Regions from separate parts of the Mus musculus genome. Here region 1 is linked to region 2. A link is a loop called in an ENCODE intact Hi-C map of the cell type or tissue named here. Cell type or tissue: heart. All regions are shown on one strand. Links, peaks and the distances in the headings refer to the core of each region. The heading gives the core; the rest is flanking DNA. Region 1 overlaps Gm32412 (a long non-coding RNA gene). Region 2 has its middle 25 kb from the start of Map3k7.

What was found. Peaks named below come from ENCODE experiments on the same cell type or tissue, not always from the same donor. Only the 100,000 strongest peaks of a DNase experiment are listed, where the experiment ranks them.
Region 1: a loop joins it to region 2, with 4 times the contacts of the local background. A loop is called at or near these places in 6 of 42 quality-filtered maps.

Annotation. Positions count from the first base shown.
Region 1 is chr4:31,821,246-31,833,151 of GRCm38, reverse strand. Gm32412 (a long non-coding RNA gene) reads left to right here. Exons shown (of 4, transcript XR_390453.3): 1 at 1-3,362; 2 at 6,426-6,584; 3 at 7,324-9,033; 4 at 10,905-11,097. Among named protein-coding and RNA genes, the nearest start is that of Gm32412, 6.1 kb to the left of the region's middle. In heart, for the core only: CTCF peaks have their summits at 5,693 (motif pointing left) and 7,943; no DNase peak of the experiment used is centred there; H3K4me3 peaks cover 1,047 bases; H3K27ac peaks cover 2,358 bases.
Region 2 is chr4:31,933,453-31,945,358 of GRCm38, reverse strand. No RefSeq gene overlaps it. Among named protein-coding and RNA genes, the nearest start is that of Map3k7, 25 kb to the left of the region's middle. In heart, for the core only: a CTCF peak has its summit at 6,437 (motif pointing right); no DNase peak of the experiment used is centred there; H3K4me3 peaks cover 1,780 bases; H3K27ac peaks cover 1,510 bases.

The sequences.
Region 1 (11,906 bases), core at 2,537-10,536, 110 kb after region 2:
AGGTGTTTTTGTTTTGTTTTCTTTAAAACAAAACAAAACAAAACAAAACAAAAACACTGATAAAAATCAAGGTCTTGTGTGACAAACTTAGGAAAATACACTCCTAGGGCCAGGAGTGGAAACACACAGTATTAGGATTTTTAAAATCACACTGGTAAACCCTGGCAGCAGAAAACAGTAAGGTGAAGACAAATCATACTACTACCGTGACACAGGAAGCAATTTGTGCAAAGACCAGGCAGGAGCTAACGGCCGGGATGTGTTTCCAGCAGGAAACATGATTTGGGTCGGTATCCAATCTGTTCTGTTCTGTTCTGTTCTGCTGCCCAACAGCGCAGCCTCTGGCCTTCTGGTGGAGACACAGTCTGCATGCAGCCTGTACCTTAAGGTTCTACTTGTCTTTGGTCTGGGTACATTTATTTCCCTTTCAATGTGTTATTGATTATATATCTTTGGACATAGCACCATAGCAAATGTCAACGTGGTTCTGTGTAGCCACAGAGTCTGAAGTAGGTGGGACTAAACTCATCAGTAGACAAAGCTATGATTTTTGAAAGCAGAAAAAGATGGTGGCTTTGGACATTTTAATTGCTTCCTCACTGTTTGTGCTTCCATCTCTATACAGCATGCTTCTTGTAAAAATCGAAAGCCAGCACAGAAAATAAGAGAAAAACCAATCATGTGTATTGTAGAGTGGGCAGGAGTTTGGGTCTGGAACCTAAGAAGTAGGCAAAGGTGAGTTTCCTTAGCTGGTTGGATGATTTCCAACTTGGGACACCATCTTTGACAGAGACATTTTTCTCTGGAACCTCATTTGAAAATAAGGATGGCAAGCAACACAGAAGTCAAAACAGCAGAAATGAACAACTTCACAGGGTGTGTTTTTAAAATTCAATTGTATTTATTTATTTATTTATTTAATTTTATTGAAAAAATTTTTTATTCATTCTTCTCCCATCTATTACACCCTGACCATGGTTTCCCCTCCCCCTCCTTTCAGTCCTCCCTGCCCTCCTGATCCACTCCTTTTTCCTTTTCCTTTAGAAAAGAGCAGTATGCCGGGCATGGTGGCACATGCCTTTAATCCCAGCTCTCGGGAGGCAGAGGCAGGCGGATTTCTGAGTTCGAGGCCAACCTGGTCTACGAAGTAAGTTCCAGGACAGCCAGGGCTATACAGAGAAACCCCGTCTCAAAAACAAAACAAAACAAAACAAAACAAAAAACCCCAAACAACAACAACAACAACAACAAAACAAAAAAACAACCCCCCCCCTAAAAAAGAAAAGAGTAGCACTTTCAGGGACATTAGCCGAATACAGGATAACACCTTACAATATGACTAGGCATAAACCCTCATATAAAGGGTGAGACAACCCATTAGGCAGAAAAGGGTCCCAAGGACAGGTAATAGAGCCTGAGATACCCCTACTTCTAGTGTTAGGGGTCCCACAAAGCCACCAGAGGATCTAGCACAGACCTACCTATGCTCCATGACTGTCACCTCAGCCTCTATACAGTGCATTTTAAAGACACTGTTTTATATGACCTGCCACAAAACGGCTCCTCACTGACAGGAAAGCAATCAGTCAAACCTGACTGTAGAAAGGATGCCCAGTTGTGACAACACAGTATGTGCACAGCTGTGACACCATAGTATGTGCACAGCTGTGACACCACAGTATGTGCCCCAAGTGCCAGCGACTGGTCACAGTTTTCAAGGAGTTTCTAGTTACTCGGGTGCTAGCGGCACACATGAAGAAGACAGAATGTTCTGTCGACATGGGGCAAGGGATATGGGGTACGCATTCCAGCACAAGGAATCATCCTTGGTACCCCTGCAGAGACAAAGCAAATTTTCTTAGCTTCCTCGTGAATTTATCTTGAGAAAATTACAAAAGAACTCGAAATTTCAACTCAAGTCAAAACCAAGGAAATCAAACAGCCTAGCTGCCCCATAACTGGGCTGTTCAATTCGCCCATAAGCACACCCCAGACTGTGGGTATATGAATGAATCTTTTGATTTTTTCTGAACCAAAAACGTTTTGGAATTGTACACTGGGTTAGAAATGTAAGCCACATCCATCTGTTTTTGTTTGTTTGTTTGTTTGTCCAGTTGAAATTTTGCTAATGTTATGCAGTAAGTGTTCTTTTTTTTTTTCCTCTGGTCTGTTGCTAAATGTATCTTCAAGGCTGTAGGTTGTGCAAATCCTTAGGAAACGAGTGAGGAGTAGCCGAGCTGTTTGATTTGCTGAGTGTTCTCCTCAGGAGCCAGTTCTTTATGAGTAGTCAACAAATACTAAATAATTAGGGATGTAGTGATGGAGGCGCAGCCAGGGGCTAAGTGGCATTTTCAAGGTTTTAAATGCATTAGGAGGAAGACTGGAATTGAAATTTAGCGTGCTTAGCTTCTTCCTGATGCTTGCCACCATGTCTCTCTATTTCCTTAATCACATAAAGCCAGTGGTTCTTGACTGACCCCTAACCTACTGCTCCGTCAGGCAAAATTTGGAAACCCCCAGGCAGTGACCTGCTTTTCAATGGGAGAACTTATTTACTTCCAGCTGGAACACATCAAGAAAAGCCATTTCTCTGATAGCCTCATTCTTGCCAAAAGACTGGAAAATAACTTATTAGAGAGCCGGCCATCTCAGGAGCCACAACAACAGCTGCACTGAATAGAGAACTCGCCGAACGACCGGACACTGTGAAACGAGATTGACAGAAGCCCACGAAGTCCTCCTTCCAAGCCTCACTTTGATCTTCCTAACAGAGGTTGTCAGGGGGGAACCCGGATGCCTCCATGATCAGGACGACTTAGCTTGTCTGCTCATGGCTGAATTGTCTTTGTAGTCTTTGCGTTTGTGCTACTTGAGGTCACAGCTAAATTAACAATGAGGGCTCGTGGCTGAATGTTACTTTTAGAATCTCTTTATAGTTTACATTTCAAGATTGTTAATTAGGCCATGCAGCCTATTGGAGAGATAAAGCCAGTTCAAAATATATGTGTGTATTTATGAAGTGACGCTATTCTATAAAAGGTAAAGTGTGCTAGCGTCAAGGAATGCAGGATTTACAATACTCAGTCCCATCACACTACTGAATAGTTTGTAAGGTAACAAAACGGGCAGCTTAGAGCTGCAGTATTTGCCAGATATACAAATTTCGTAGGGATTGTTTGTGCATATCGACTGTTCTGACGTCCTTCAGCAGGCTGGCAATAGCATTAATGGAACATTTCCTTTGTACCAGAGATTTTAAAAATTTAAAAATGATTTTAAATGAAGGAAGAGAGAAATCTAATTCTTTTTCTTTCTTTTCTTTTTATAACATCGTTCTTGGTTCCCGGGAGATGATAAAGTGGGTAAGAGATGTCCTTTCTGTGTTTGCTTGAGGACCTCAGTTCAGATCCCCAGCATCAACATTAAGCACAAAAGCTAGACATGACCACATGGAACAATAGCACTGCGGAAGAGGAGGGTGGAGACAGACAGGTGGATGGCTGGGGCTTTTAGTCCAGACACACACACACACACACACACACACACACACACACAGAGAGAGAGAGAGAGAGAGAGAGAGAGAGAGAGAGAGAGAGAGAGAGAGAGAGAGAGATTGTCTCAGGAAAATAAGGTGGAGATGAATTTACAATAACAGCCAACATCCTTTTTTGGCCTGTACACATATGCAGGCTTACATACACACTTGCTAGTTTCATTCAAAGATTTAAAAGTTAAAACTAAATGTTACATCCAAACTGGTAAGTGAACTTATTAGACAGTTTTAATGTTAACAATTTAGAAATTTCAAATCTGTTACTGTTTAGTATAAAAACACTAGTATCAAGTGTGTAAGATATCTGAACTAATTTCAATGAAAGAAATTAGAATTTCAAAATAATTTTTGGTACCCTAGTCAAGTAAAGCAAGTTTTACTTTAAGTCAAGCTGCATGCATTTTGTTTGATTGGATATCATGCTATCCCAGCAAATGATTTCATAGAGGAAGTAACTGAGTGCTAGATGCAGTAAGATGGAGCGGTGACAAAATGACTCCCAAATCTTTTCATGTGTTCTTGAAGTGTCCAAAGATGATACATGGGTGTAGTCAAGTCTGGGATACCACCTACCCATACATCACAACCAGGAAGTATTAATTAATTAGTTATGCACATAGTACTCTGCCTGCATATATGTCTGCATGCCAGAAGAGGGCACTAGACCTCATTATGGATGGTTGTGAGCCATCATGTGGTTGCTAGGAATTGAACTCAGGACCTCTAGAAGAATAGTCAGTGCTCTCAACCTCTGAGCCATCTCTCCAGCCCCCCAGAACAGGAAGTTTTTATCAGGAAGTACAAAATATATTAAACAAGGTTGGAATGTATGTTATTTAATACGCAATTGCTGGGTCTTAAATAAAAGGTGAGTAGGAGGCAGAGGAAGTAAAGAAGTGGTAAGTCCTGGACATGAGCCCTGTGTGGTTTTAGTCTTAAACGTGTGTGGGTACTGGGTTTGGGGTGCTTAGTTGTTAACTTATTTTAATAAAGCACGCAGAGTGGAATTCCAGCAGCATTCTCACAGATAATATCTATCTGTTTGTTTGTCTGTCTATCTATCTATCTATCTATCTATCTATCTATCTATCTATCTATCTATCTACCTACCTATTATCTGTCTGTTTGTCTATCATTATCTATCTATCTATCTATCTATCTATCTATCTATCTATCTATCTATCTACATATCTATCATCTATTTATCTATTATCTATCTACATATCTATCATCTATCTATCTATCTATCTATCTACATATCTATCATCTATTTATCTATTATCTATCTACATATCTATCTATCTATCTATCTACATATCTATCATCTATTTATCTATTATCTATCTACATATCTATCATCTATCTATCTATCTATCTATCTATCTACATATCTATCATCTATTTATCTATTATCTATCTACATATCTATCTATCTATCTATCTATCTACATATCTATCATCTATTTATCTATTATCTATCTACATATCTATCATCTATCTATCTATCTATCTATCTACCTACCTACCTACCTACCTACCTACCTATTATCTGTTTGTCTATTTATCATTATCTATCTATCTATCTATCTATCTATCTATCTATCTACATATCTATCATCTATCTATCTACCTACATATTTACATATCTATCATCTATCTATCTATCTATCTATCATCTGTCTATCAGTCATTTATCACCTATTTTTCTTTCTATCTTCTATCTTTGTTTCTATGTATCTATGTCCTCTCTCTCTCTCTTTCTCTCTCTCTCTCTCTCTCTCTCTCTCTCTCTCGAGCGCGCATGCTCTCTCTGTCTCTCTCTGTCACGATTCGGAAGAATAGCAGTGAGAGGCTTTTCAACAGTCTTCCCAGCACAGGTGACTTTATAGAAGCAATGTGAAGCCATGCTTGGTGACTCTAAACAATGATTTACTTTAGCAGTCAGGACTAGAGCGTGGGATGGAAAGGGAAGCTTTCTTCCTCATGGCTAAAACTTCTTCGTTGTTGGGATAGAATCATGCAAGGATATTAAATTGGTTGTAATTCTCTTAACATCTTCATTCGTAGCTGGGTCTTGAGTAGGAGCACATTAAAAACGGCTGTAAACTCCTGACTGAAGGTTGTGATTTGTGGGTGGCGCCACCTACCGGTGAGCACCATGCTTTGTTTTGCTTGACTAGTAGATTGACTTTCACATCCATTTGCTGTGTTCTCTATAGGTGTCACGTCACTGAGAAGATATACAGTGCTTTTTATTAATTCATAAGGTGACCCACTCTCCTGGTTTGCCAGGTTCTGAAGGGTTTCCAGGAAATGGATGTTTCAGGACTAAACTGACTGGGATTCTGGACAATTAGTCACCATATTTAAATTTTTAAATTTTGAAATAATTATATTCTTGGCATTTTATTAATTCTTTGAATTTAATTCAGCTTATTTTGTCCAAAGCCATTCCTTCCCCTCTCCCCCAGCTCCTGCTGATCCACACTCCACCTCCTCACCTGCCCCAACGTCATGTCTTCTTCTTTTATTTTTAATAGCTCAGAGAGTCCAATTTGTGCTACCCATATACCTGTGAGTGTGGGGTCATTAATGAGTGCGTTTGACCTACTAGGGACACATCCTTAAAGAAAACTGACTTTCCCTCCCCTAAAACCGCTGGCTCTGCGTAGCTCTTAGCTATACATTAGGGCTAGGAGCCCCTCCCCATTCCCTGCTAGTTGGCTGGCTTGATCCAGTTCAGGTCTCGTGCTGGCACGCACTGCTGCTCTGAGTTAATGAGTACAATAGCCCTGTCACGTCCAGAGCATTGTGTTGCTCCAGTCCTCCCGACCTTTTGTCTCTTATAATCGAAATAATTACATTTTCACAGGAAGTTACAAAACCAATAAGAAAGAAAACCTATGGACTTCCACACATCCTTCCCTGCTCTAGGGGCAAGAGTTGTTCAGTGTGGTGTGACAACTTGTTTCAGCATCAGGGGCAAGCGCCTGTATAAGCGTTCAGCAAAGGCTGTCGGAGGAATGATTAGGTAGGTCCTATGGTGTGAGTCTTTGCTGCTGTGGTAAAACACTGGCCAAAAGCACCGTGAGGGAGAAAAGGGTTACCCTGGCTTACAGGTGACAGCCCATCATCTGGGAAAACCAAGTAGGAACTCAAGGCAAGGAGAGGGACTGAAGTAGAGATTGAGGAGGACCAAGGTTTCTGTTTCTTTTCCCAACCTTATTCAACTCCCTTTCTTATGGAGCCCCAGGCCCACCTGCTCAGGGATGACACTGTACAAGGTGGAGTAGGCCCTCTATGTCAATTAGCAATCAAGGACACACCTCACAGACATGCCTACAGGGCAATCTGATGAAGACAATGCCTCTCTTGAGGTCCTCTTTTTCACAGATGCGTCTAGATTTATGTCAAGCTGATAAAACCTAACCAGTATAGCAAGTGAGTTCTGATGTCAGCTGAGATATACTTGTTTTTATGTCCTTTTCACAGTGAAAATAAAATATTCAAAGCTTAAGGGATTATATAAACCCCACAAGGAATATTTCATTTAGACCCAGAAAGGAGGGAAGTATCAGATCCCTTGAAATTGGCCTGTACATTAAAGAGTCTGGGGTTATAAAGTGGACACACGTTGTTTAGCAGTTTCCTCCAAGATAGAATTGTTCCATCTTGCAGGGAAGCTCATTAAACACAGGAAGTAAGCAACTTAAGATATCTTCAGGAAGTCACTAAAACTAAACAGATTAACTAGGTCCTTCCCTCCCCAGGAGTGTATCGGCAATAAAGACTGCTGAGACATGCCAAACTGCCTGGAAAAAGCATGAGTTCAGAAGCCTGGAAGAAGCAAAGACCAGCCAAGCAGCTTAGAAGAAACAAGAACCAGCCTAGCTGCCAGGAAGAGGCTCACACAATGGAGGCATGCAGAACTAACACCCTCTGACCTATTGAGCTGCCTGCAGGCTGTGCAGTGGGCCCCAGGTTCCCAGTTTTTGTGAGCTGTCAACCATGGGGGCTGTGGGAGGGCTTTGGTGATGGATCTGTCTTTGAGTCATTTCCGCTCCTGTAAGTAACCTCACATTTGTATTTCTGTAAGTAATCTGGATAAACCTCATTGGTCTACCAAGATAGACTTTGGTAGTATCTGTACTTGCGTCTGTCTTCAGCTTTTTATCTGGGGCAGGTAGACCATTTGTTTAAGTCTCCCCAGGAATAGTGTTTCACAACAAACATGGAATTGTGACATTTAAAAGAAGGGTGTGCCCTAGAGCTATTTTGAGCCATGGTTCAAGTCTAAAGTCAAAGGGTCAAACATGACTTGTCTTCATTTCCTAAGCCGCTGAAAAGATTAGTTCTAGGCGACTGAACAAGAAACCAGAGAAGCTAGTGGGTGCTAGTGAGCTGCTCCCGAATCCTCCCAGCAGGGTGACTAGCAGACTGGAATGTTCTTCTCTTGGTAGCTGATAACCAGGCTGACAGAGATCCAGGATGCCCCCTCCCCCAGGCAGATATATGTTCATTTTGGTCTGCTTGGAAACTATTCATATAAAAATGGCATGAATCAATCAATGATTCAAATATAAGGAAAAACAGTTTTATCTTACCACACATATCACCCTACCCCCCCTACCCTATCACCCCATCAGGCTATGAAAGTTTGCTTAAAATTTTCATAGTGTCTGTGAGAATGAGTTACTAAAAGAAAAATGGCCACCCCTCCCCCGCTGCCTTATTTCTCTTTGTTTCAACGTGCGCCCCTTTGCGTGATTTCAGGTTCACTCTGTGTAGAATTTAAAACAAAATCTCAGTTACAGATCCTGAGACAGTCCCTCTTGTCTTTGACCTCATATTCAACATCTACCCCCACGCCCGTCCCTGTCGCCGTGCCTGTTCCCCTTTGCTTTGCCCTTGTATCTTTTCATTTCCCTGTCATTGCACCCGGGAGGACACAGCGCTCCACTTCTGTTAGACGCCTTCTCTGCAGTCTTTGATTAAACCCTTCTTTGAAGTCTGTGAAACTGGATACTAACTGACCTGTAAGAAATTAAAAGGAACTGTATTTCATTATACCATTGCCCTAAACGATACTCCTTTTTAAACCAATTAAGGGGAAATTTACCTCCCGCTAACAGAATAAACTCCAAGTTTTCTCTGTGCTCCTGATACATAGGTTAACATAATGTCTTTCCTCTTTGAATCTGGTTAATGCTTTACCTTGCCACATCGCAGGCTTGAAGTGTTCAGGGGGACGCGAGGTATCAGTGCCCCCTCCCTCCGGACAACTTCAGCAAACACGCTGATATTACGTGCTGGGCATTGTGCTTCAGAGGAGAACAAAGTCCTAAGTTGGAGTCATAGCACCATTGCCCGAGCTGGAGCATTGGTGAGGAGTAAGATCTTCAAGGGAAAGCCAGGAGCACGCTCACATTCTTTGCACATGCGCCGCAGTGAGCACAGTTAGAAATCCAAGTCTGACAGAGGTAGGTGCGGGCTTCAATACTGAGCGACTGTCTGTTGCTAATGCTTTCACTTCTGAGCTTCCGTTTCGCCCCTGCACCTTTGTGCTTCAAAAGTTCAAGCAGCTGTTACAGTTCAGCCCAGTGTTTCCCCACCTCTTAGGACCCTGCTTGGCATAGCCGTCCTCGGTGATTGATGGAGCTCCACGCCCTGCACCTGGGGGTGGCCCACCTGCAGAGGAGATTCCTGGATCAGGGGACACACAGGCAGCTTGACTCTCTCTACACTCTTGGGAGGCTTAAAACTCCCAACTTCCTTTGCAAAGTGAAAGAACTGAGTTGATTTACAAGACAAATAAAATATCAGAGGAAGTGGGGGTTAGCTGTTACTTACAGCCAGGAGAGATTTATGCGATTACATAGTAACCGAGCCTACACTTCAAGCTGTAGTCATTATGGTCTGCAGAGTTCCATACCTCATTAGAGGGAAATAGGTTTGGAGAATGGAAACCAGTTAGTCCTCTCGTTGAAAATGTCCCTGGTTTTGGTGCAGATGTGATCCGTAATCAAAGGAGCGCTCTATATCTTTTATAGCATCTTCCCAAAGCACACACGTTGGCGTGTGACTTCACTAGGGACTATAAGTCTTAATGGAGTTGAGTGGAAAATCTTATTGGGAGAAACTGAGGCCAAGTACATGTTGGACTTTTAGTAACATAAAAGAAGCAAATGGCTGAGACAATGACACCTGGAAATGTTATTTTGAGTCTGTTTCTACCGCCCCCAAAACTTCAGTGAATACAGGAGAGAAAGAGAAGAGGGGAAGCTCTACTGCTTCATTGGCATGCCTCACTGCTCTCCACAGCCAATTCCATTTCAAAGTCCCTCCCATCCCGCCCCGGCCCTGCGGCGGTTATACGTTCCATAGTCCTGAGGCAAGTTAAGAGACTGAAGGGTGCTTGTGGGCGCAGTGAGCTATTTTGAGTGTGTTTTTGGAAAATTGAAATTGTAGCAAGTCTGTAAAGGCCCAGTCTCATTCATATTCTACAAGGGGAAGGGTCCACGTGGGCCCACAGTCACGTGCCTCAAGATGCAGGCTCGGTTACGAAACCTTTCTGCATGCCATCCCCGTCTTGATGGCTAAAGCTTGTTCTATCTGCCTGCAGCATCAGCATCACCTGGCTAATGATTAGAAAAGGGGGATGCAAGTTCATCTCAGACATACCAAACCTCAGCATCCTGGGGGCTGGTCGCTGTACACACTAAAGTTGTGTGATCATTGTGAAGGCACAGAGAGAGGGGGGTGCAGCTGAGACCCATGTACTCCTCAGGAAGGCAGTTTGCTGCGGTTTGGAGACAGACAGATTTGTGTTCAGTAGGGGTTTTCCTTAGGAAAGACTTGTACTTGGTTTGGTCTTTAACTCTCTTCTTTATTTTTTCCCACGATGGGAATGCAATCCAGATCTCACCATATGGGACAAGCTTTGCATAGTAGCCCAGTACTGGGGTTTTTAGTCCATGCAACCTTTGTTTTGTTTTTATTGTCTCCATTCCGTTTTATGTAGACAGGGAGCTAATAGCAGTTTTCTTGTGCTTGCTGCTATTGGGTCTCATGAGAATGAATGTTTTAAGTGATCTTTGAGAAATATATGAGTAAATAAGTTTTAACTAAATACAGCATTTTAGGCCCCGATATAGTCTAGCTCCTGACACTGTGCCCATTAAAGTTATGAATATTAATTTATAAGGGAGGCTATGTTTCATAATGATTAGCAGTTTTGGTTGCCACCTCCTCTCACCCAGAATGGAATTATTCAAATTTTAAATTATAAGTGAAGACTTCCTCCTAGCCCTGCATCTCACTCTTTATTGTATGTAATTGCATTCAATTTCAGAGAGAGAGGACCGTGTGCTGAGTATGATCTCATTTTACACAATGTTTCCTAAGCTTCTTTGTCTCGAAGTGAAGAGCGATTTGGTCATGGACGACAGTCATTGGACAGACTGAGGTAACTTATCTGACTTTGGAGAAGGAAGATACATGAAGTTCCTTCAGAGATTGGATTTTTTTTTTTTAATGAGATAAGTGCAGGGTAAGTTTATTTCTTTCTTTCACTTATAAATATGTTGTTTTAGGACAAAAGGCTACGATTCTGTCTACGCCTCTCTAGCTAATGAGCACAGGATGCGGCATGTGTTCTGTGCTCTCTGCCTTCCTAACAGAAGCCTTTTCTACAGGAGGGAGTTCTCAAAGTTCTGTAAGCAGGACTTAAGACCGAAATTATAACCAAAGTCTGAACAGAAAGGGCTCAGTGATGCTTCAACTAGCAAACGGCATGGGAGTAATTCTGAGTTACACCAAGCACTGCCTTCTCCAATCAAAGAGACAGGGGTGTCGGAAGGATGGGAAGAACTAAGGATCCCATAGCATGGAGACCTAGGCAGTCTAAACTTTTCCCATATAGGAAGGTGAGCTCCCTGAGGGGTAGAGCTGCTTGGTCACATATGGATATCTTAGAAAGACCTAAGTTATATAATGGCTTCCCCACATGTCTATAAGAAGGGAAGACAATGGTCACAAGGTAGGAAAAACTGATGAAGCTCAATCAAGAGAATTATTGCTCATGCTGAGTTGCTTTCTGTTGTCTAGGGCTACAGCTTAGTCATTCTCTTCCTTGTGAGAAAAGCGACAACACTGAACCATTGAGTTTGCTACTTTTCCGTTGCTGCCATTATTCTACCCGAGCACTGCACTCGACACCTTGTGTACACACAGTCCTCCCAAGAGACCCTAAGCACAGTGCCAAGCACAGTTAATCCGGGTTTTACCTCCTCAGTGTCCTTATAGGATCATGCTCATTGTAGAGATGAACAGGCCATCTTAGAGACGTGGAACT
Region 2 (11,906 bases), core at 2,563-10,562:
AATTCCTGAATAGAACAGCAATGGCTTGTGCTGTAAGATCGAGAATTGACAAATGGGACCTCATGAAACTGCAAAGCTTCTGTAAGGCAAAAGACACTGTCAATAAGACAAAAAAGGCCACCAACAGATTGGGAAAGGATCTTTACCTATCCTAAATCAGATAGGGGACTAATATCCAATATATACAAAGAACTCAAGAAGGTGGACCCCAGAAAATCAAATAACCCCATTAAAAATGGGGCTCAGAGCTGAACAAATAATTCTCACCTGAGGAATAACAAATGGCTGAGAAACACCTGAAAAAATGTTCAGCATCCTTAATCATCAGGGAAATGCAAATCAAAACAACCCTGAGATTCCACCTCACACCAGTCAGAATGGCTAAGATAAAAAATTCAGGTGACAGCAGATGCTGGCAAGGATGTGGAGAAAGAGGAACACTCCTCCATTGTTGGTGGGATTGCAAGCTTGTACAACCACTCTGGAAATCAGTCTGGCGGTTCCTCAGAAAATTGGACATGGTACTACCGGAGGATCCTGCAATACCTCTCCTGGGTATATATCCAGAAGATGTTCCAACTAGTAAGAAAGAAACATGCTCCACTATGTTCATAGCAGCCTTATTTATAATAGCCAGAAGCTGGAAAGAACCCAGATGCCCCTCAACAGAGGAATGGATACAAAAAATGTGGTATATTCACACAATGGAGTACTACTCAGCTATTAAAAAGAATGAATTTATGAAATTCCTAGGCAAATGGTTGGACCTGGAGGGCATTATCCTGAATGAGGTAATCCAATCACAAAAGAACTCAAATGATATGTACTCATTGATAAGTGGATATTAGCCCAGAAACTTAGAATACCCAAGATATAAGTTACAATTTGCAAAACACATGAAACTGAAGAAGAACGAAGACCAAAGTGTGGACACTTTGCCCCTTCTTAGAATTGGGAACAAAACACCCATGGAAGGAGTTACAGAGACAAAGTTTGGAACTGTGACTAAAGGATGGACCATCTAGAGACTGCCATATTTGGGGATCCATCCCATAATCAGCTTCCAAACGCTGACACCATTGCATACACTAGCAAGATTTTGCTGAAAGGACCCAGATATTTGTGAGACTATGCCGGGGCCTAGCAAACACAGAAGTGGATGCTCACAGTCAGCTATTGGATGGATCACAGGGCCCCCAATGGAGGAGCTAGAGAAAGTACCCAAGGAGCTAAAGGGAACTGCAACCCTATAGGTGGAACAACATTATGAACTAACCAGTACCCCAGAGCTCTTGACTCTAGCTGCATATGTATCAAAAGATGGCCTAGTCGGCCATCACTGGAAAGAGAGGCCCATTGGACTTGCAAACTTTATATGACCCAGTACAGGGGAATGCCAGGGCCAAAAAGTGGGAGTGGGTGGGTAGGGGATTGGGGGGGAGGGCATGGGGGACTTTTGGGATAGCATTGGAAATGTAAATGAGGAAAATACCTAATTAAAAAAAAAAAAAGATGTTCCTCAGATGTAGCTCCAAGTTGCTTGGCTCATCAACCCTCCTGTCCCAGCCTTCTGGTGGGTACCTGCCCTTACATGTAGGTGTTTGTGTAATTATTGTGCAATTTTTTTCCTAAATTAGTTATCGTTTTCTTTGTTCTTCAGAATTCACATCACTATCAAAAGGTCAATATTTTACATATACTTTACATGTAATATCATATATTTAGTCTATGTACCAAATGCTTTCACAGTATAAGTGTGCCCATCCCAGTGGATCTGCCGTGCTCTTTCTTAGTTACCCCTCCCATAGTCTCCAGAGCCTAGGGTGGTCCTGATTTTTATTCTGTTTGTTTCTTCCGACTAGTGTCAAGCTGATGATTTATACTAGTTGATGAACTTTGAACTAATCTTCCTTCAGCACTTATCTGTTCTTCTTATTATTCATGCAGAAACAAAAAAATCCGCTTCAGAAATTGAAACTCAGAACTTAATTTGGCATGAGACAGCCAGTCTCAGCACAGCCAGTCATTTTAAGTTAGGATGTTATGTTATCTAACTCAGTTAGGATGTTATGTTATCTAACTCAGTTAGGATGTTAGGTCATCTAACTCAGTTAGGATGTTAGGTTCTCTAACTCAGGATGTTTTGTTCTCTAACTCAGTTAGGATGTTAGGTTATCGAAATCAGTTAGGATGTTATGTTATCTAACTCAGTTTCTCTGGTTACACCAGGTACAGAATGAAAATAGGATGGTATCTAGGGCCCAATAATAGAAACAAGGCAAGATTTCCCTGATTATTACCTCTTTTGACTCCTCCAAGATCATCCTTAGAAATCTTACCAGTGCTTTGAGAACCTCTCTGTATTCTTTTTTTGTTTTGTTTTGCTTTAGGGGCAGGGTATCTCTTTGTAGCCCTGGCTGTCCTGAAACTCACTATGTAGACCAGGCTGGCCTTGAACTCAGAAATCTGCCTGCCTCTGCCTCCCAAGTGCTTTGATTAAAGGCATGCACCATTGCCCAGCTCTCTCCGTATTATTATATGAATCTATTTATTTAAATATAAATTATTTTTAGTCTTTTTTTCTGTTTCTCTTTTATTGTAAACAGTCTCTCTCTCTCTCTCTCTCTCTCTCTCTCTCTCTCTCTCTCTCTCTCTCCCTGTCTCTCTCTCATAATATATCCTGATTACAGTTTTCTCTCCTCTACTCCTTCCAGTGTCTCCCTAGCTTCCCCAATCCAGATCCACCCCCCCACTTCTTTCTCTCATTAGAAAGAGAACAGATTTCTAAGGGATAACAATAAAATAATAATAATAATAATAATAATAATAATAATAATAATGGAAACCCTAACACATCAGAATAGGACAAATAGGACAAAACAAACAGAAAGAAAAGATCCTAAGATAAGGCACAAGAAACAGTCATAGATGCAGAGATCACCCATTTGCATACTCAGGAATCCTATAAGGACACTAAACTGAAAGCCATAATATATATATATATATGCAAAGGGAAAAGAATATATGTATATATAAATAACATATAAATAAGAGTAAGAAGACTAGAATTTAAAAAGAAATAGGAGAATCCCATTGTGATACGAGGAACCTCCAAAGATGGTATCGAGTTCTCTTTCTATTGGCCATCTATTGCTGGGCATGTAGCCTACCCTTTAAGAGTAGTCTGGTTCCCCAGAGAAACTCTGTGAGTTCATATGTGTACCAGTGCAGTTGATTTAGAAAGCCTTGTCTTCTTGGAGTCCTCCATTCCTTCTGGCTCTCATATCCTTTTTTGCCTTCTTTTCTGAATGGCTCCCTGATCCCTGAGGGGAGGGATTTGATGGAGCCACGCCATTAGGACCGAGTGTTCCAAGCTCTCTCACTCTCTGCACATTGTCTGGCTGTGGATCTCTGTGTTTGTTCCCATCTGCCGCAGGAGGAAGCTGCTCTGGCGATGGGTGAGCAAGGCACTGATCTTATGAACTGACCTTGTTAACACAGCCCAAATCACCCCTCTGCACTGGCCCTGTCTCAGTACAGTTCAATGGGTTTAACTGTTGCTTTCAAAGTCTCTGTCTGAAGATGAGTAATTTTCCTGGAGTGTCTTTGGTCTCTTTTATAAATAGAACTTTGGTGGTTGAGTTTCACTTGTGTTGTAGACATGCTCAGACATGTCTGGGTCTTCTGTGTCTGCAGCTTGGCTTGTTTTTATTCTTATGACAACTTACTCTCCACTACTAACCCACTGATATGAGTCATCTGTTTTATCTAGCCCTGATTCTTCCAATAAGAAAATTACAAGTTATTTAATTGGACGAAATTTTAACTGGAAATTTCATGTATGCATTTCAGTATGCACTTCAATGTATTAAACATAGACATATAAAATGCCTTTGTACACTGAATTTGAAATCTTCTAAACCATGTTATTAGGTATGGTTTTTAGAATAATGTTGACTTGGAATTCATGGCCAATCAAAAGTTTAGCTTCACTTATGTTTGTGGTTTTATTTGAGGAATAGTGTTTATGTATATATGTGCATAACTGATTATATTTTATCCTTATTTGAAAAAAAAAACTCAGAAAAGTAAAAAGAACCAATAAGATAAAAATACTTAACTGTCTTAATAATATCCTAACAATGGAATTTGGGCAAGACTAAAATAAACTGAGAATATTGTCACTTTCAAAGGTTCTTTTGACTTCGGCAGCTTGTCTGCTGAGGTATACTGAAAGAAAGAAAAAAGTGCTTGTATGTAAGATGTTTCAGAAATATTCCACTCAAGACTCTGAAGTATGATGAAAGATAGAATGACATTTTGTAGCTCTTTGAAGAGAAAACCCAGTGTTTAAATGACTTATAATTTTCTTATTTCTATTTATCATAATTTGCAATGACATGTGAAATATTAACCCTGTGTAGGTTTATCCTAACCTTGGAGGCTCCTCTAGGTTTCTTGTAACCACTTTTCTATAAGAAGCTTCAAAAATGACTGGACTGTAAGAGTTGTCAGTAAATGTGTTGAATGAAGGAAAGCAATGAACTTGGGTGAGTGTTCAAAGAAAAGCTGTCCAGGAGCATGTGAGGCGAGGCAGGTATATTTTACATATTGATGGAGGTAGCCAAATGTTCTTCAAAATAATGCAATGCATTTTTTTCTTGTTGAACTAGAATACCTAAAACTATATGTAGGTTTATTTTATTTCTTGTGAAAGAGTTAATTTAGGGCTATTGCAAAGGTGTCCGATTATTTATATTTTAAACAGTTGAGAAGAAAATGTGTTGAGAAATGTTGCATTAAAGTTTTGTAAAACAAACAAGCAACCAGACAAAGGCCCATAAAGTTGATGGTTTGTTTTCTCTTGGGAAGTAACATAAAACTAAAACATTTGTAAACATTGCCTGGACAGAAACTTTAGGGAATATATTTTAGATAAAGGAAAGAACAAATATATAAATAATAGAAAAAAATCCAAATACTGAATAATACAAATGAGGTTAAATGAATATTGTACACCTGTACTTGGAGTACTATGGAGTCTTACAAGGAATGAAGCATCAGAAAGATGTCCTCTTGTAATTAAGAAAAGCACATATCTATCCTGTTTTCTTGAAGTCTCAGTGTTTGTATATGCACACGTGTTTTTGAGCAAGAAAAATACAGAGAAAACTTGGGAGATACAAACCCAAATGCAACCGTGCTCCCTCCAGAAGTGAATGGACTGGGCTTCTTAGATAGGGAGTCTTTACTTAATACATTTTTTTTTAAAAGGAAGAAAAGACACATTATATGGGAACATGGTGAGTCACTTGGCAAGCACATAGTTAATAAGTTTGCAGGAAGTTTCCAGATTTTTTTTTTTGAGTAATCCTTTGTTAGACTATAAACTAGGTTAGGCTAAGTTGGTGATTTCTGATCTTGCAGTAGCCATGGACTCTGTAGTTTGCATAGGGGCTCAGGTAGAATTCCTGTACGTGGAGATGATGAAAGCAAAGCGCTCGCTGAGAGAGGAGTGAGGGGGTTTCTCTGCCTTCCCTTTTCTTAATCTTCTCACAGCTCCTAGGGCTCTGAACAACACAGTTTGAAATACACTGGTCTCTTCCTGGGATGCCTTTGATTTAGTCCTTCCTGAAGGTCAGAGGAATATACCAGTTCTGTGATTTTAAAATACAGAGAATAAAGAATGCCTAGAGGTAACCCCTGAGTTCCACCTTGTCTTGCAGAAGACATTTGGATAGGAATCACTCACAGCGTGCTAGATGTTTCTGGCTGCACAATAGAGCGAGGGTGGCTTTTGGCTGGCACTCCTTAGCTTTGGAGTCCTCGCCCTTTCACTCTGAAGGTTCAGGCATAGGATCTGCACCCTCTGTATGGCTAGACAACTAGACCTCTTGTTAAGGCAATACCTGTAAGTCCTGTAAACCGTTGCGCCACCTCTCTTAGTTATAACTAGACAAGCAGCTTTTAAAAGTAAAGTTGCTTTGTATTTAGTTTAAGAATATGCCTTTTCCAGATGCAAGCAACTGATCAAAGGACCTGCATTTTCTTCAAGACTTAAATATTTAATAGTGGAATCTGTCAGGAATCATTCTTTTAGGACATGGACACAATCTCATACTCACAGTTTTAGGCAAACACTCGAATTTTCAGATGATCTACTCCATTAGACCATTTCTCGGTGCTACATACATGTTTGACTTGTTATAATTTTTAAAGTTTTGATATATGCATACTAGTGTGTTTAAAATAACTGAAAAAATACTACTATCCACATAAATAAAATTTCTACCTGTCCTTTGGGTGGCTTAATTGCTCTCTCCTCTCTCTTCTTTCTCTCCTTTCTCTCCTCTCTTCTCTCCAGAAAGGGGGTGGGGGGGAGAAAAAACCCCATAATGTCGAGGAAGAAAAAGAAATCTTTTTTCCCCATAAGGTGGCACTGTGGCTCTTTCAGTCTTTCAAACAACCCGTGGACCCAACTGGTATTTCTCTCCTTGTCTTCCTTCCCCCACCGTTTCCAGGTGATCCTCAATCAGCCTCTCATAAAAATGAGAAATAATTTCAAAGGAAACTCGATACTTACAAGTTTGAGGTAACTTGCAAGCAACTTCAATTTCTCTGTTTAGCCTTCTTTACAAGAACCCCCCCATTCCCGGCTTTGCTTTTACAATAAAGTTTTTATAGCAACTTTTGTTATGGTTTATGGCATTTTGTTTATACTCTTTGTGCTCTATATAATATGATGGTGTGCCTAGCAGTCTCTTATGAAGTAACGTACATAAGGAATCCTTGAAATGTTTCAGGAAATAAGCACGAATACCAGCTTTAGATAATCCAGTTTTGTGGTGTTCGAATTTTCTCTTTTCTAGCCAACCTTTATATTTAAGTTGATCCGTGTCTCCTTGTTACCTTTCTATAGGTAAAAATTAAAGAGCATACCTTCATTTATTTTTGAGTAGCATTTATGACATATCCATGTGTGTGTACATTTATATATATTTATATAAAAAGTATTCATTGGCTTACTGTAGGTTGTTTTTTTTTTTAAATGCTCGTATTCGAAAGTAAATGTTTATATAAATTTGCTGTTTTCTGTATCAAAGTTCAGAGCCAGCTGAGTTCCAGTCTGCTGGCAGACCACAGGCCTACACGGATCTCTTAATGGTGGCAGCAGGCGCTGGGGACAAAGCGACAAGGCGGGTCTGGTGGCTCCTGCTCTGGTGCAGAGGTGGTCTCCAGAGCAAGGGGCCTGAGCCTTTAGCCAGCTTGGCACAGTAAGCGGTCATTCTGGCTGCTGCTTGCTGGGTGGCCTGCGGAGCGAAGCCGTGGGTGGGGGGGGGGTGGGGGGGGGCACGACTGAGGAGGGCAGGGTTTTGGTGTAGGAAGAAGCCTGACGAGTCTGTTGGCCATTATAACCATCAGGGGGAGGAAAAGGAGGAAGGAAGGGGGAGGCTAGAGAGACAAAACCAGAGAGTCAGTTATCAACAGTAAAAACCAGGTAATCGACAGGGCAGCGGCTAGCAGTGGAAAGAACGGACGGTGCGGAGGGGAAACCACGCGCCAGAAGCTGCTGGGTCACTGGCGGCCCGCCGCGTGCGGGACTCTGCCACAGTTTCGGAGGGGCTGCCAGGACAGGAGCATTCGCTGGCTGTGGAATTTCTGGGTCACAGAGCACTGGCAGAGGTGGCCCGAAGATTGGCGCCGGTGGGCCGAGCCAGAGTCCGGGAGCGTACCTCCAGCCCAGCGGACTGAGGCTGGGGGCTGCCGGCTGGTGCCCAGCTAACCCCGGATCCCGGGAAGCAGGCGTCCTGCAACAAAGTCTCCAGCTCAGACACTTCCAGGGACCATCCCTGCCAGGGTGCCAGCTGAGACCCGAGCCCAGAGGGGTTTACCAGCCTCACACTAACTCCATAAATATGCACAAGTGCATCAGAGGAGTGTGTGCCTCTCAGGAGGTAAACACAAAGCAATCTCAGGAAAGAACAGTGCCCAGTCTATACCATAAATCGATGCTTTCTTAGTGATAAGCACCCCGTTCAGTGAATAGCTCCTGCCAACCCTCACTGAGTATTTAATGATTATTAATTGTCGAGACACCTTTCACCCGAAAACGGCCTGTCTGAATTGTCTTTCTTCGCCTAGAAGTGCGAATTAAAGTTTCTTTGTTAGGGAGAACAAAGAGAAATCCCAACTATTTTAAGGAGGCTTTAGCATTCGACTTGGCAAACCAGGTTTTTCCCCCCTAGAGATCAACGCTCTTTGACTCGCCCCCTCTCTGTCACAGCCTCGACAGAGTCGTCTGTGGGACTAGGCTGGTGTTCGTGGGCTGGATCCCTTCTACAGATTAGCAATTTAGCGTTAAAAAGTTTAGAAGCCCTTTAATTCAGTCTTGTACTTTGACATGGGAGGTAATTGAGATCTGGAGAAGTTAAGGCCATCTCGCAAATTTGTGCCCAAGCCAGGAAGGGTCGCCAGGTCTGGGCTCCTTGGAGAAGGCACTCGCTGTTCCTTAGTGCCTAAATTTAAGCTCATCTACTCTTGGGAGCCCAGTACAACTTCCCTTCTTCAAAGTTTGTCAAGAAGGGAATAGCTTCCTCCTTTTCATTAGAAAAAAAAAAAAAAAAAGATTTTCTCTTGCTGTCAGCTTCATTCTGACATAGATCAGGAGTGGAAAAGTGTGTGCTATGGAATAGAGTCATTAGTAAATCCATCTCGTTTTTTGTTTCATTTGACAGCAACACATTAAATTAATCCCTGTCCAAAAGAATCACATTAAGGGAGCTGTCAATGCTAATCCCCAGCTCATTGTTGCTACCTAGCTCGGGGTTGACTTTAATAGGTCGCGCTGACATTTGTTTCTTCCAAAAGACAAGAGACATGTCGGTGACTTCATCCAGACCCGAGAACGTTCCCTTCAGAACTTAGAGGCAGCTCAAGTTTTGCAGACCCGGGATTCTTTGGGCTTCTAGCTGTAGGGTTCCAGCTGTTGTTGGAAACCTTGATTCTAATCATTTAGCCCTTTGAGTGAAGATGCTTACAACGATGAAAAGGAGTGTAGAATCTTCTATGAGGAAAACAAAACAAAACAAAACAGCATCCCACTGAAAAAATAAAAATAGGATGTTATTATTATTTGTGTACTTCCCAATTTTAGCTACCCTAATTCTCTAGAAATAGACTTGGTTGTGCAGGAGCTAGAGTTAAGATAAATTAGAAAAAAAAGAAAAAAGAAAAAAGGCTCAGAAGCAGGGCTGAGAAAACTTGAAAAAATATATCAGTTAAGGCTCTGCAGAGGGTTCGGAAAAAGGGAAACATCTTGGCCAGTCTTGGCAGGAATTCAGATAGTGAGAATATAGGCAGCACAGACCTTAGAGAAAATACATTACGCCAATATGAAAACAGCCCTTTAGACGACATTCATAAACTATGACTATAAAATGTCCATGCTCTCTCTCCTCTTGCCCCCACCCCCACACAGGGATGTGGGTTTCCCTGCTTTGTGGGATGACACTTAAGGAGTCCAGAACTCAGGGTTATATATGAGCCTTTGTTTCGGCAACTAAGAAAAAGCAGAGGGCTGATTCAACCTTAAGTCATTTAACCTGTTTTTTAAAATAGGCTTCCCATTTTGAGTTTTATAGATATTTGGAAAGATTTTTCGAGAACAGACTGGGAACTAAAGTCAATGATTAGTGTACAGGTGCTAGAAAAAGCAGTTGCATGTGTAATACTTTTCTTTATTCTAGTTGAACCATGCTTTTTCATATTGCAGGGTGACTTTCCATTTTAAATCATTTTATCATGTACAAACTCACATTTGCCTGATCCCTCATTTCTGGAGAAAAAAAATCTGTATTTTCAAGTTATTGCAGTTGTGCCTCTTTTTATGGTTTTAGGCATTCTAGTTTTACTATATTATTGTATATTATTGTCTTATTATTTCATATTATTATAGTCTCAGTTTCCATTTTTTTCTTGTCAGGGGTCTGGGGCACAGTATCTTTCATTGTATACGTATTAGGTTCAAACTTGAAGAAACTATAATGCAAGACAGATTGACATGAGCAAAGCATGAGTATTTATTTGATATAATCATAAGTGACATAGGAAGTAGAGAGCTGAAGAAAACAGTCTAGTTTGATAGGTTGTTTTGTTTTGTTTTGTTTCTGTTTTATTTTTTTGAGGATGGGTCTCACTTCACAGCTTGTGATTTTTCTGCTCCGGTTCCCCATGTGCTCCTACTATGATCCATTTAATTTGAATTTTTTAAAGATAGGAAGTTCAAGGAAGAGTGTTAATTTGTGGGGAAATATGATAGGACAAATGGAATGTGAGGCAGAGACAATAAACTGGAGAGCAGAGCAAGATCTGTTTGCATCTCTCTCGTCTTTGGAGAGGTGGATTTTTTCCTCTGAGTACAGGAAGGGCACCCCATGTGTGACTCTTAAGACCTGTGTCAAGGAATTCTGGGAAGTCCTTCCTAGGCTTTATCACCTGTTCTGGGAAAGGAAGGTAGGGGAGAGTTAAAGAAAGATTTCTGTTTGTAGGAAAGCTTGAGAAAAACAGAACCAAAAACACACTGTCAACTTAAAATATACCCAGGCTCAGAACCAAAAACACACCGTCAACTTAAAATATACCCAGGCTCTGTATTTTGTGATAGCAAGTCCTGAACCCTATCTGGAATTTCTACCTTTGAAGTAACAATTGTGTCTTTAAAAGACATGGTTTGACTACGTAGCTTAGGCTGGCCTCAAACTCACAATCTTCCAGTCTCAGTGTTCAGAGTTCTAGTATGATAGGCGTGTACCACCATGCTCAGCTTAAAGTCAAGCTCTTACAATCTCCACAAAACACATTCTTTTAAATCTGTTGAAAATTTTTCTATTTATTTTAATGATCAAACAGATGAGTTTTATTCAGAAAATGGGCCAAAGGTTTTGTGGTCCTAACAAAAAGGCTTAATAAGATCAGTAAAAAAGAGAAAAAACGAAGAAAAAAAAAGAAGAAAAAAGAAAACAAGAAAAAAGAAAATGAACTGTGCATGTCCTCAGACTCTGACAACTGTCACGAGTCTATAACATAAGACTTTAGGTTGTATGGTGCCAGTGAACTAAAACCCAGGTGACATTTAGAGCTTGGTGGGTTAGTGTGGGTATAAATGAAATGTTAAAGCTCCAGGGACTCCAAACAGTGCAGAGTATGTATGTATGTATGTATGTATGTATGTATGTATGTATGTATGTATGTATACATGTGAGTATGTGTGCAGTAGTTTACATGCACATGCGGGTACCTGTATATGAAGACAAAAGGTTAATGTCTGGTATCTACCTTGATTACTTCCAATTTTGGGCTTTTGACTGAACCTGGATCTAACCAGATATAGCTAGTCTTGGCCTCCTGGCAAGCCCCAGGTACCCCACGTCTGTCTTCTTGGCACATGCTATAGTGCTGGCTCTTTACATGGGTATTGGGGATCCAGACTCAAATCCTTATATATAATTCTCTACTTTACTATTTGAGCCATCTTCCCACCCTTATACTTTTTTCCCCCTCTGATTTCAAGTCCATTGGAAAGACCGTAACTGACAACTGTGGCTCATTTTCACACTCAAATTATATCTGTGTAACTTTGGTAGGAAGCCCCCGGGCTGGTGTGCTTCTTGCGCTTGCCTGGATACTAAAGTTGCTGAAGGCATTAATAAATGGTAAAACCCTTTCGGGGATGGGAGCACTGGGTGTACGGGGAGATAAGAAACCAGAAGCCTGGGCTCCACCAATAATTAATAGTGTCTCATGAGGTGGTCTACTGTTTTTTGATTTCAAATCATTTGTTCAATTTTTTTTTTTTTTGCTGGAGTGAATTCCAGACAAAAAAGAACAGTCTTTAATTTGATACTTAG